Linked DNA regions of Homo sapiens: region 2 is linked to region 1. Evidence: chromatin loops called from intact Hi-C (ENCODE). Cell type or tissue: endothelial cell of umbilical vein. All regions are shown on one strand. Each heading gives the region's core, and the rest is flanking DNA. Links, peaks and the distances in the headings are about the cores only. Region 1 has its middle 66 kb from the start of SNX9. Region 2 overlaps SERAC1 (serine active site containing 1).

What was found. Peaks named below come from ENCODE experiments on the same cell type or tissue, not always from the same donor. Only the 100,000 strongest peaks of a DNase experiment are listed, where the experiment ranks them.
Region 2: it touches region 1 in a loop (19-fold over the local background); 6 of 110 quality-filtered maps call a loop at or near these places.

Annotation. Positions count from the first base shown.
Region 1 is chr6:157,754,782-157,760,165 of GRCh38, reverse strand. No RefSeq gene overlaps it. Among named protein-coding and RNA genes, the nearest start is that of SNX9, 66 kb to the left of the region's middle. RefSeq lists a silencer at 4,555-4,849. In endothelial cell of umbilical vein, for the core only: a CTCF peak has its summit at 3,341 (motif pointing left); DNase peaks (open chromatin) are centred at 1,515 and 3,295; H3K27ac peaks cover 462 bases.
Region 2 is chr6:158,128,942-158,134,325 of GRCh38, reverse strand. SERAC1 (serine active site containing 1) reads left to right here. Exons shown (of 17, transcript NM_032861.4): 9 at 3,840-3,953. Among named protein-coding and RNA genes, the nearest start is that of SERAC1, 37 kb to the left of the region's middle. In endothelial cell of umbilical vein, for the core only: a CTCF peak has its summit at 2,166; a DNase peak (open chromatin) is centred at 2,205.

The sequences.
Region 1 (5,384 bases), core at 240-5,239:
GGCGTGGTGGCTCACGCCTGTAATCCCAGCATTTTGGGAGGCCAAGGTGGGCAGATCACGAGGTCAGGAGATTGAGACCATCCTGGCCAACATGGTGAAACCCCATCTCTACTGAAAAAAAGATAAAAAAAATTAGCCAGTGTGGTGGTGCACGCCTGTAGTCCCAGCTACTCGGGAGGCTGAGGCAGGGGAATTGCTTGAACCTGGGAGGTGGAAGTTGCAGTGAGCCAAGTTCACACCACTGTACTCCAGCTGGGAAACACAGCAAGACTCCATCTAAAAAAGAAAACAAAAAACAAACAAACAAACAAAAAAAACAAACTTTGATGGCATAGGTAATAGTAAAGTGTAGATCACTAGGAAGTGATGAGCTTTAAGTGTTTATTACTTTTGTTTTTAGTATAATCTATTCAATTTGTAAGTTTATATCATTAAACTTTTATTTATTTTTCTTATTTATTTCTATATTTATTTGGAGACAGGGTCTCCCTCTGTTGCCCAGGCTAGAGTGCAGTGGCATGATCATGGCTCACTTCAGCCTCAACCACCTGGACTCAAAGCTCACACCTCAGCCTCTTGAGTAGCTGGGACTACAGGCGCCCGCCACCATGCCCAGCTAATTTTTGTATTTTTACTAGAGACAGGGTTTCACCATATTGGCCATGCTGACCTCAAACTCCTGACCTCAAGTGATCCACCAGCCTCAGCCTCCCAAAGTGTTGGGATTACAGGCATAAACCACTGCGCCTGACCCATTTAATTTTTAATAATGGCTGTGTTTAACAACCAGCTTGCAAATTTCCTGAAAATTTAACCATGAGTGCTCCTGGGCCCATCAGGGCCAGCTCTAGCATGTCACAGCCTGGTTTGGCTCTCAGGCCCCATCTTTGCATGGCTTCAGCTAGATGTCATGGTCCCCTGCCCGCAGCCTGCATGACTCAGAATTCCTACCAGCCAGGGCCGTGTGACTTCTGACGTCCAGGTTGCCAAATTCAATAGGTAAATTTCACTCCTTATTCTACTTGGCCTCCCAGAGACTCCTGTCTTTTGAAACTCTCAACACCATCATTGTTCCTTGCTATGATTTTAAACCTTCTCTGAGGGCACAGGTTCCTCTGCTGGCCCTTCAGCTGTTGGTGTTTTTCAGGACCTGAGGTCTTCTTCCACTGTCCTCACTGGGAACGTGAATGCCGCTGCTTCCCAGATCCCTGCCTTCAGTTCAGGTCTCCCTGTTGAACTCAGGTCTCATCTGTGCAACTTCCTGCTGCACAGCTTCCTGTGACCATCTCTCAGGCGTCTCCTACTCAACAGGTTCCATCATCCCTACCTGTCTTGCTCACGCAGGCATCCATGCTAGCGTTCACCCCATAAATACTTCTCAGACACCCATTACCTGCTAGTCACTACACGTGCTGACCATACAGCTGTGACTCAGCCACAGTCCCACCCTCATGGGGCTTATCCAGGGGACATGGTGTCACCATGTGCCCAGTGACCCCAGCCAGAGCCTTCAGTCATCCTTACCCCTGACCTCTCCCACTTACCATTGTTTAGTTGGTAGATTTGATCTGTTCTTCTTCCTGCCCAACTCCGGAAGCCTCCCCTTCCTCTGCCCCCACCAAGAGTGTCTTTTCCCCAGGCCCTTGTCATTTTGCTCTGGGATCATCGGGAAGCTCCTCACTGCTCTCCTATCCCCAGACTTGCCGCTCTCGAATCCATTCTCCATGCTGCTAGAGTAATGATATTTCTGAAATCACATTTATGATATTGCCATTTCCCTGTATAATATTCTCCCAAAGACCCTCATAGCATTCCATGTAACATCTAGCCTCCTTGGCATGGTAGAAAAGGCCTTTTAGGTGACCTGGCCTCATCTGCTTCTTTTTTCTTTCTTTTCTTTTTCCTTCCTTCCTCTCTTTTTTCTTTCTTTCTTTCTCTCTTTCTCTTTCCTTCTTTCCTTCCTTCCTTTCTTCTTTCTTTTCTTTTCTTTTTTGATAGGGTCTTGCTCTGAAGACCTTGGAGGCTGGAGTGCAGCAGTGAGATCACACCTCACTGTAACTTTGAACTCCTGGGCTCAAGTGATCCTCCTGCCTCAGCCTCCTGAGTAAGTGGGACTACAGGCATGCACCACCATGGCCGGCTAATTTTTAATTTCTTTTTGTGGAGACGAGGTCCTGCTATGTTGCCCAAGCTCCTCAAACTCCTGGCCTCCCCATCTGCTTCTTAGTCTTCTTGTTACCATTCCTCCTGAGACCTACGCTCCAGCTGTGGGGACATTTCTCAGGCCTACCCCCTATGCTGGTGCCAACCCCTTCACCCAGAATCCCTCCACCCGACGCCAGCCCTAGCCCCTATTCCTTTCTTTGATTGCCTGCTCCTAGTCATCCTTCAAAGCTTGGTTCAGCTGCAAGCTTCCCAGTATGGCTGTGCAAGGGGCATTGCAAAGAGGTGGAGGGTGCCCTGTGCACATCTGAGGTCACTGTAGATTATGACAATTTTCTGGTACATAGTGATAAAATGAATGGTGCCACTGAGGTCATCAGCAGGGCAACTTCTGTCACTTCCTCCTGGAAATGTTCACTGGCCCTCCCAGTTTGCGTTGGGTGACTCTTCTCTGTCATGGCCATGTCATACCAAACTGTGACTGTTTATTAGTATCCATGCTCTTTTGGAGGATGAGCTCTTGGAGGACAGGACCGTGTCCTTCCCTTCTGTATACCTGGCACAAGAACTGATGGGCAGTCCGTGAAGGTTTGTTGAGTGAATGAGCGTGTCCCCGGTAACAGAGTGCCGTGGATAAGGCCCCAGGATCCTGAGTTAGAATCCTGGTGCTGCCTCTCCCATGCAGGGTGACTTAGACACAGCACTCCACAAGTAGCCACCCCATACCTCATACAAAGAGTATGGGGCTCAAGTGAGAAAGTGGCTGCCAAGCACTGAGGGAATGCATGGTGATTCTTACGACTGAATATTTTCCAGTGCTGAAGCTGCTTCTGTGTTGTGCTTCCTAGTCCACTTTTCTGGACTCCCTCTCTCGGTTTGTTTATTATTATTTTAATCCTCCTGAGTTTTACTAGAGAGGCAGCACCATCTTGGTAAATATCTTAACTGCCAGCTCCTGGTGGGGGGAGGGGGTGGAAGTTGAAGTGGAATTCAGTGCAGTGATGTGTGAGATAATGGAACACACACACATTACAGCTAAAGTCCAAGGGAAAGGCTGTCAGAATTAGCTGGATTCTCCCGGCGTCCTCTCTGCACCGGGGCTTGCGATCTGGCCCTCGGCCGCAGGTTGGCACAGCCTGCTTTGTTGCTGAGATGCCCAGTTTCCTCTCGCTCCTGCCCTCTGCTGGCCGGAATCAGATTCTTTCCCGCATATTTGACTCTGTTGCCTCTGGGGATCCGCCTGGGGATCCGCCTGCGTCTCGGGGGCCTGGTTTTCTTTGCTTATTCACTTGCTTGCTGGAGTGTCTATTCCCTGCTTGCTGCATTAGAAGCTATGGGGTACACAAGTGATGCTGGTCCTCAAAGTCCACCTTCAAGGAGCAAGAAATTTGGATAATCTTGGAGAAGCAGAAGCCAGGACCTCAATCCAGAACTCTGTGCCTGGAGCAATGAAGGAGTTATTGTCCCCAGACATGGCACACCAGATTGCAAATTTATAAAGACAGGGAATCATACTTATGTAGAGCTTCGCAATTTACAGAGCACCAAGACATACATTTTCCAATTTAACTCTTTTTTTTTTTTTAGACAGAGTCTCACTCTGTTGCCCAGCTAGAGTGCAGAGTGCAGAGGAACAATCACAGCTCACTGCAACCTCCACCTCCTGGGTTCAAGCAATCCTCCTGCCTCAGCCCCCCAAGTACTTGGGTCTACAGGCACTTGCCACCACGCCCAGCCAATTTTTGTATTTTTTGTAGAGACAGGGTTTCACCATGTTGCCCAGGCTGGTCTTGAACTCCTGACCTCAAGTGATCTGCTTACCTCAGCCTCCCAAAGTGTAGGGATTACAGGCATGAGCCACCATGCCTAGCTAATTTAACCCTTTCAAGCAAACCACTGAGGATGGTATTAATGAAATAAAATAGAAATTGTGTTGGGAGACTGACATTTACTGTCATCAGATGTGATTACTGGCAAACATCTTGTTAGTCAGCTGATGTTATGTCTCACCTCAAAGGACACACTTGATGGGTGGGTGGGGGAAAGCCAGTAAGCCAGGAGTTTCAAAGGAACACTGTGTGGTCTGACCCACACTGTCTTTCCGTAGCATCTGAACTTTCTGTCCCTGCCTCTCCAGCAATGTCTGAGAAGATCAAAGTCTGAGGAGACAGATGTGACTCCTGGAGAGGCATCCAATGGGTAGTTCTCCACTTCTGCCTTGCAACCGTGATCCCAGAAATTCTGAAAGGGCACTTTTAGGATTAAAAGCATTTAGCTTCGTTTCTTCCTTTGTAGGAATGGAAAATCAAAATCACTCTGAAGTCGTGGTTTCTTTTAAGATGCAAAACAACTCCTTTCAAGCCATTGCTTTTAAATCTCTCACATTCAAGCTTAAATCAGTGAGTGACATTGTCACCGTATAATCCGACTGAGTTAAATCGAATAGTGGGAAAGTGGCCTTTTCTTTCTTTAATCTTTGACAAAATAAGGCAAATTCTAAAATTATGCCCAACAGTCTATCAGTAGTCTTTGTTGTTCCACATGTTCAAAGAGAAATGTCTATAAACTCTCAGCTGGTGTTTTTCTAACCCGGAGGCATTCTCTTCCCTACCAGGAAGGGAGGAGTGACTAACATATGATGCTGAGAGAGGCCACTAGGAAAGAGATGGCTGAGAGGGAGAATTTCTCCCGGTGTCAGAGGCATGCGAACCAGAGCAACTCCATCTTGAATACAGAGCTGGGTAAAATGAGGCGGAGACCTACTGGGCTGCATTCCCAGACTGTTAAGGCATTCTAAGTCACAAGATGAGATAAGAGGTCAGCACAAGATGCAGGTCATAAAGACCTTGCTGATAAAGCAGGTTGCAGTAAAGAAGCCGGCCCTATCTCACCAAGACCAAGATGGCCACGAGAGTGACCTCTGGTCGTCCTCACTGCTACACTCCCACCTGCACCATGACAGTTTACAAGTGCCATGGCAATGTCAGGAAGTTACCCTGCATGGTCTAAAAAGGGGAGACATGAGATTCACCCCTTGTTTAGCATATCATCAAGAAACAACCATAAAAATGGGCAACCAGCAGCCCTCGGGGCTGCTCTGTCTATGGAGTAGCCATTCTTTATTCCTTTACTTTCTTAATACACTTGCTTTCACTTTATTCTATGGACTCACCCTGAATTCTTTCTTGCACAAGATCCAAGAACCCTCTCTTGGGATCTGG
Region 2 (5,384 bases), core at 91-5,090, 370 kb before region 1:
TAACCAAGTTCTGGGCTAGGTAAGCTCATTGCTGCTGTCATTGCTTTCAGGCCTTCAGTGGATAGAGCTGGGGAAAGAGGCAGCTTCATATGGTTCCATTCAATATGTACCTTTTATTTTTTAATGACATCAGTGTGAATGCTGTTGATGCTTCACTGAATAAGAACATTGAACTGTTGATCTCAAACCATTGTTGCTAGGGAATGCTGAAAGCAGTGTAGATTTGGGATCACTAGTATGAGAATGTGCAACTTCACCGTTTGGTGATAGTTGGCATTGAAAGGAAGAGTGAATATAACCGTATTTTCAGATAGCTGCAACATGAGATGTGATATGAAAATACCTGTGCTTTCCCTTACTGCTAGAATCACAGGTACTGCTAGTGTTACTGTGGTTTATTGTCTGTGTTCATAACTGAATACTATGCAGAATATCAGTTAGAGGTTAGGAAAAAACAAAGGTAATTTTTTTTTCCATCCAAGTTTACACCCTACCTGCCTTGAATTCTATCTACCCCATACCCCTAAGGACCCTTGTTAAAAACTCTTGCTTTAGAATGAACATCATTTTAAAGCCCAGTTAGTTTGCACAAATCACAGAGCTCTAAGGTTGTAACTTTTTATGAAGAAACACCAGAGATGGGCCAGGTGCAGTGGCTTACGCCTGTAATCCCAGCACTTTGGGAGGCCGAGGCGGGCGGATCACGAGGTCAGGAGATCGAGACCATCCTGTCTAACATGGTGAAACCCTATCTCTACTGAGAATACAAAAAATTAACTGGGCGTGGTGGCACATGCCTATAGTCCCAGCTACTCAGGAGGCTGAGGCAGGAGAATAACTTGAACCCGGGAGGCGGAGCTTGCAGCGAGCTGAGATTGCACCACTGCACTCCAGCCTGGGCGACAGAGAGAGACTCCATCTCAAAAAAAAAAAAAAAAAAAAAAAAATTAACACCAGAGATTAGCTCTTTTATATTACTGTTGCCTTTCCATTTTTCTACCTATTCCTTTTTTTTTTTTGTCTGTTTGAGACAGGGTCTCACTCTGTTGCCCAGGCTGGGGTGCAGTGGCATGATCATGGCTTACTGCAGCCTTGACCTCCCTGGGCTAGGCAATCCTCCCACCTCAGCCTCCCGGGTAGCTGGGACAGCAGGTGTGCACCACCTTGCCCAGCTAATTTTTTGTAGAGATGGGGTTTCACTGTATTGACCAGGCTGGTCTTGAACGCCTGGGCTCAAGCAATCCACTTGTCTCAGCCTCCCAAAGTGTTGGGATTACAGGCGTGAGCTACCACGCTCGGCCTGTACCTACTCTTTATTATTGTTTTTAATATTGTCATTCTCTAGCTTTTCCTGTGCACTTCCTTAATCCTTATAAAATTATTTTTTGTTGCACTCATAGAATTTGATGTTTGGTGTTTCTTAAATCTTTATGAATTTATTTAGTCTTGTCATATCTTAGTTCAGTATAAAGTAGCAGTAACTATGTACATTTATTTTTACATTAGGGTTTAGAATATAATCCATACAACCATACTGTGAGTTTGTTCCTTTGTATTCATTCCTTTTTGCTTGTACTTCTTACTGCCACAAAATCTGCCAATTCATAGGTAACAAGCTTCGCCAAAAGTGAGAATGAAATGGGAACTGCACTCTACATCACACTGCGGAAATGGCCAAGACAAATGAAAGTCCTAGATCATTTTTCTTTGCCTTCTCTCCTCTCTGTCCTTGGGGAATTTAGAGTAGAACTAGATGAGATAGATAATTCAAGGGTACAAGGTGGGAAGAGGGGTTTGGGGGAGCCAGGATGTGGCGATAAATCTTCAACTAAAAATTCCTACCCCCCGACAAAGCTTACCAATCCACTATTTACCATTGTCTCTGCCAGAGAAGGACGACTTTTCATGACTTAGCCCCATCTCAGTCCTCAGTTTAAATGATGTGACTCTGAGATCCAAGCATGTTTAAATTTAGAAAAAAATAATATTATATACGAGAAGAAGGCATGAATAAAAAGTATAGAGTGGCCAAAAATTATTTTTAGTTGGTTTACTGAACCATGGACCTTATAAATTAACTAAAAATGCAGAATCTTATGGATTATATTTCCTATGGAAAACACTGGGCTTTATATTAATATATACATTTTTTAGCCATTACCTTGTAGTTGTCCTCTTTTGCCAGCAGGTGGGCTGTATGCACACAATTATGACCCTAGCTCCAAAGTGAAGCACTTCCAAAGCACCTACAGCAATGCAGCAATACATCTTCTCTCCATTCCTTCCATCTCTCCTACCCCAACACACACACTCTCTCTCTCTACACGAGTAGTAGCATAGGATACATACACACTGTTCTATACCTTTTTCTCACTTAAGGATTATTGTGGAGATTGGTATATATCAGTGTAAGAAGAGACTCAAAATTTTCAGACCGGCATGGCATTCCATTGTACAACTGTACCATAATTGATTTAACTAACCCCCATTGATAAATATTAGCTGGTTTTCAGTCTTTATTATTATACAAACAATGCAGCAGCTAGCAAACTTGCATATCTATCACTTTCCCTGTGTGTGAGCATCTCTGTAGGATCAATTATTAAAGGGCATGTGCACTTGTGATCTTGATCACCGATGCCAGGTTGTCCTCCATAGAAGTCGTGCCATTGATACCACTCGCAGCAGGGTGCTGTGCGTGCTTGTTTCCCTAGAACCTCGTCTGTTCGATGGATGACAAATGTAGCTTCTTAGTGTCCTTTCAGTGTGCACGCCTCTCATTATGAACAGTGCTGAGCGTTGTTTATATATATTTATAAAATAAATATACAAAAAATATATTTATATTATATTTATGTATTTTATATATAATGAATTATATTTAGAAATATGCCTCTAAAATATAAAAATATAAATATAAATATATTATATAATTTACATATATAATATATAGATATAAATATATAGTATATTAGTATATAATAAATGTAAATATATACTATACAATATATAAATATATAATATATAATTTATAATATATTCTTATATATTTTAGAGGCATTGTATTTATTTTCCTAACAACTTTATGTTTATGACTGTGCTTGTATTTCTATAATAGTGTTGGTATTTTTTGTCACTGACTTGTAGGAGATTATTGCATATTAGTGACATTAACCCTTGATCTGTGATAAGAGTTGAAATTGAAATGCTTTAATTTTGAAAACATTCAATAGAAAATTGAAATGTTTTTATTTATGTTTTAATATGTTAGAAATAGTCCCCACTACTCTTCTGTTTTGTAATTTTTGTAACGATTTTTGTTTATCCTTCCATAAGAACTTGAATTGAATTTCAACTTAAGAAGAATTGAAAGCTCTGTGATCATTGTCATCGTGTTCTTTCTTTTTAACTTGTCCAATAATGCTTTATATCTTTTGAATTATATTGATTATTAGACTTTAAGTAGGCTATTAGCAGAATCTGGAAAATAATATACTGTAGTGACTACTGGGGGCTGAAAGAGATGACACTAGAACATCCTGGGCTTTTCTTACTTGTTAAAAGAATTGTGAGTTAGTCTTCACACTTTCATACAAAAGGACACAGAGGAGAGACTTGACGAGGACACAGGTTGCGCTCTTCTTGGAATAATTTGTATGTTTTCTATTCTGATAACCCACAGTTTGCATAAAGTTCCTTTTACATTTCCAACATATTTTGAGGCCCTACACATTAGTATTTTCTAACACCATCTATTAGTACAGAGATTTCTTTTTTTTTGTCAAACAAAAATATTAGTCACTTTTTTTCAGTAAAAATTTTAATTATTTTAATTTCAGGGTGGTTTATGGTGTTTTGGAGGAAATGGACTTCCTTATGCTGAAAGTTTTGGAGAAGTTCCTTCAGCAACAGTGGAAATGTTCTGTTTAGAAGCTATAGTAAAACATTCTGAGGTAATTTACATTTTCAAAATGTAGTTTACTTTTTATGATTTTATTGAAATAATTATATAGGTTGATTTTTGCAAGGGCAATAATCATTTACTGTAAAAGGAGAAAAGCCCTTCACTTATTTTTAAATTTCTGCTTTCCTCCAATTTTAATTGTTAGAATAATCATGATTTAGCACCAATAAATGAGATTCTATTTTGCTAAGTATTTCTAAAAATTTATTTAATTGCCTAAAAGAAAGCAGCCTATCATCTAAATGTGGCATTTGCCTTTGAGTTATGTTGTCTTCTACTGCCTTTCTCAGATATTTTTACATATTATTTTCAGATAATTTCCATTAAAACAACTGCCAAAGATGTGACAGGATAAAAGAAAAAACAGGCTGGGCGCGGTGGCTCACGCCTGTAATCCCAGCACTTTGGGAGGCTGAGGCGGGTGGGTCACCTGAGGTCAGGAGTTCAAGACCAGCCTGGCCAACATGGTGAAACTCCGTCTCTACTAAAAATACAAAAATTAGCCAGGTGTGGTGGTGCGCACCTGTAATCCCAGCTACTTGGAGGCTGAGGCAGGAGAATCGCTTGAACCTGGGTAGCAGAGGTTGCAGTGAACTGAGATTGTGCCACTGCACTGCAGCCTGGGCGACAGAGCAAGACTCCATCTCAAAAAAAAAAAAACAAAACAAAAAAAAACAAGGAAATATTAGATGACTATACTCTTGAAGTGTAACTGTAGCATATATCAATGATTGTTAAACTCTTTGGTACCATAGAAACTTTTCTGTCATGATGATAGTTTAAAAAAGAAAAAAGCAACAAACCTTGTAGTGCTCATAGTGCAGAAACATCACCCAGGAAATGTGTTTTAAAATGCACATTTTTCCACTCACTTGTATCAAGTTTAACATCATAGATTTGGTGTGGAGTCCAGGAATTTGCATTTGTAGCCAGCACCCTGGTGAGGTGAATGCAGGTGATCTGTCCCACATCAAGACAAACACCATCCTTGAGATTCGGAACTCTCCAGTTCAGTTTTGGGACACATTGGACATGGCTTAAAAGCCATGTGTAGAAAGTCATCTTTAGTTCTCGCCCATGAAATTAGGAACTGACCACAAAGCAGAGGGAATAAGGTGTTGTAGTACAGAAGGGACCTGGGAAAACTTGCTCGAGTGTGGTGTCTCCTGAGTTGTTTTTCTGAAGCAATAGCTGCATCTTCAGTAGAAAGGACAGTGCATGGAATATAATAGTTATCTTTCCAGAAATCTCTGAAATTATTGCAGATCTCACTTGATATACAGTATATTTAAAAGGCATACATTTTAAGGCACTTAAAATGTGATATAATGTAACAAAAATCTAGAAAGTGAAAATTGCTGTATGTACATATGGTGTCATGTCCTTGAGTAAAACTAGTGATGGGAAGAGGCAAAGCTGT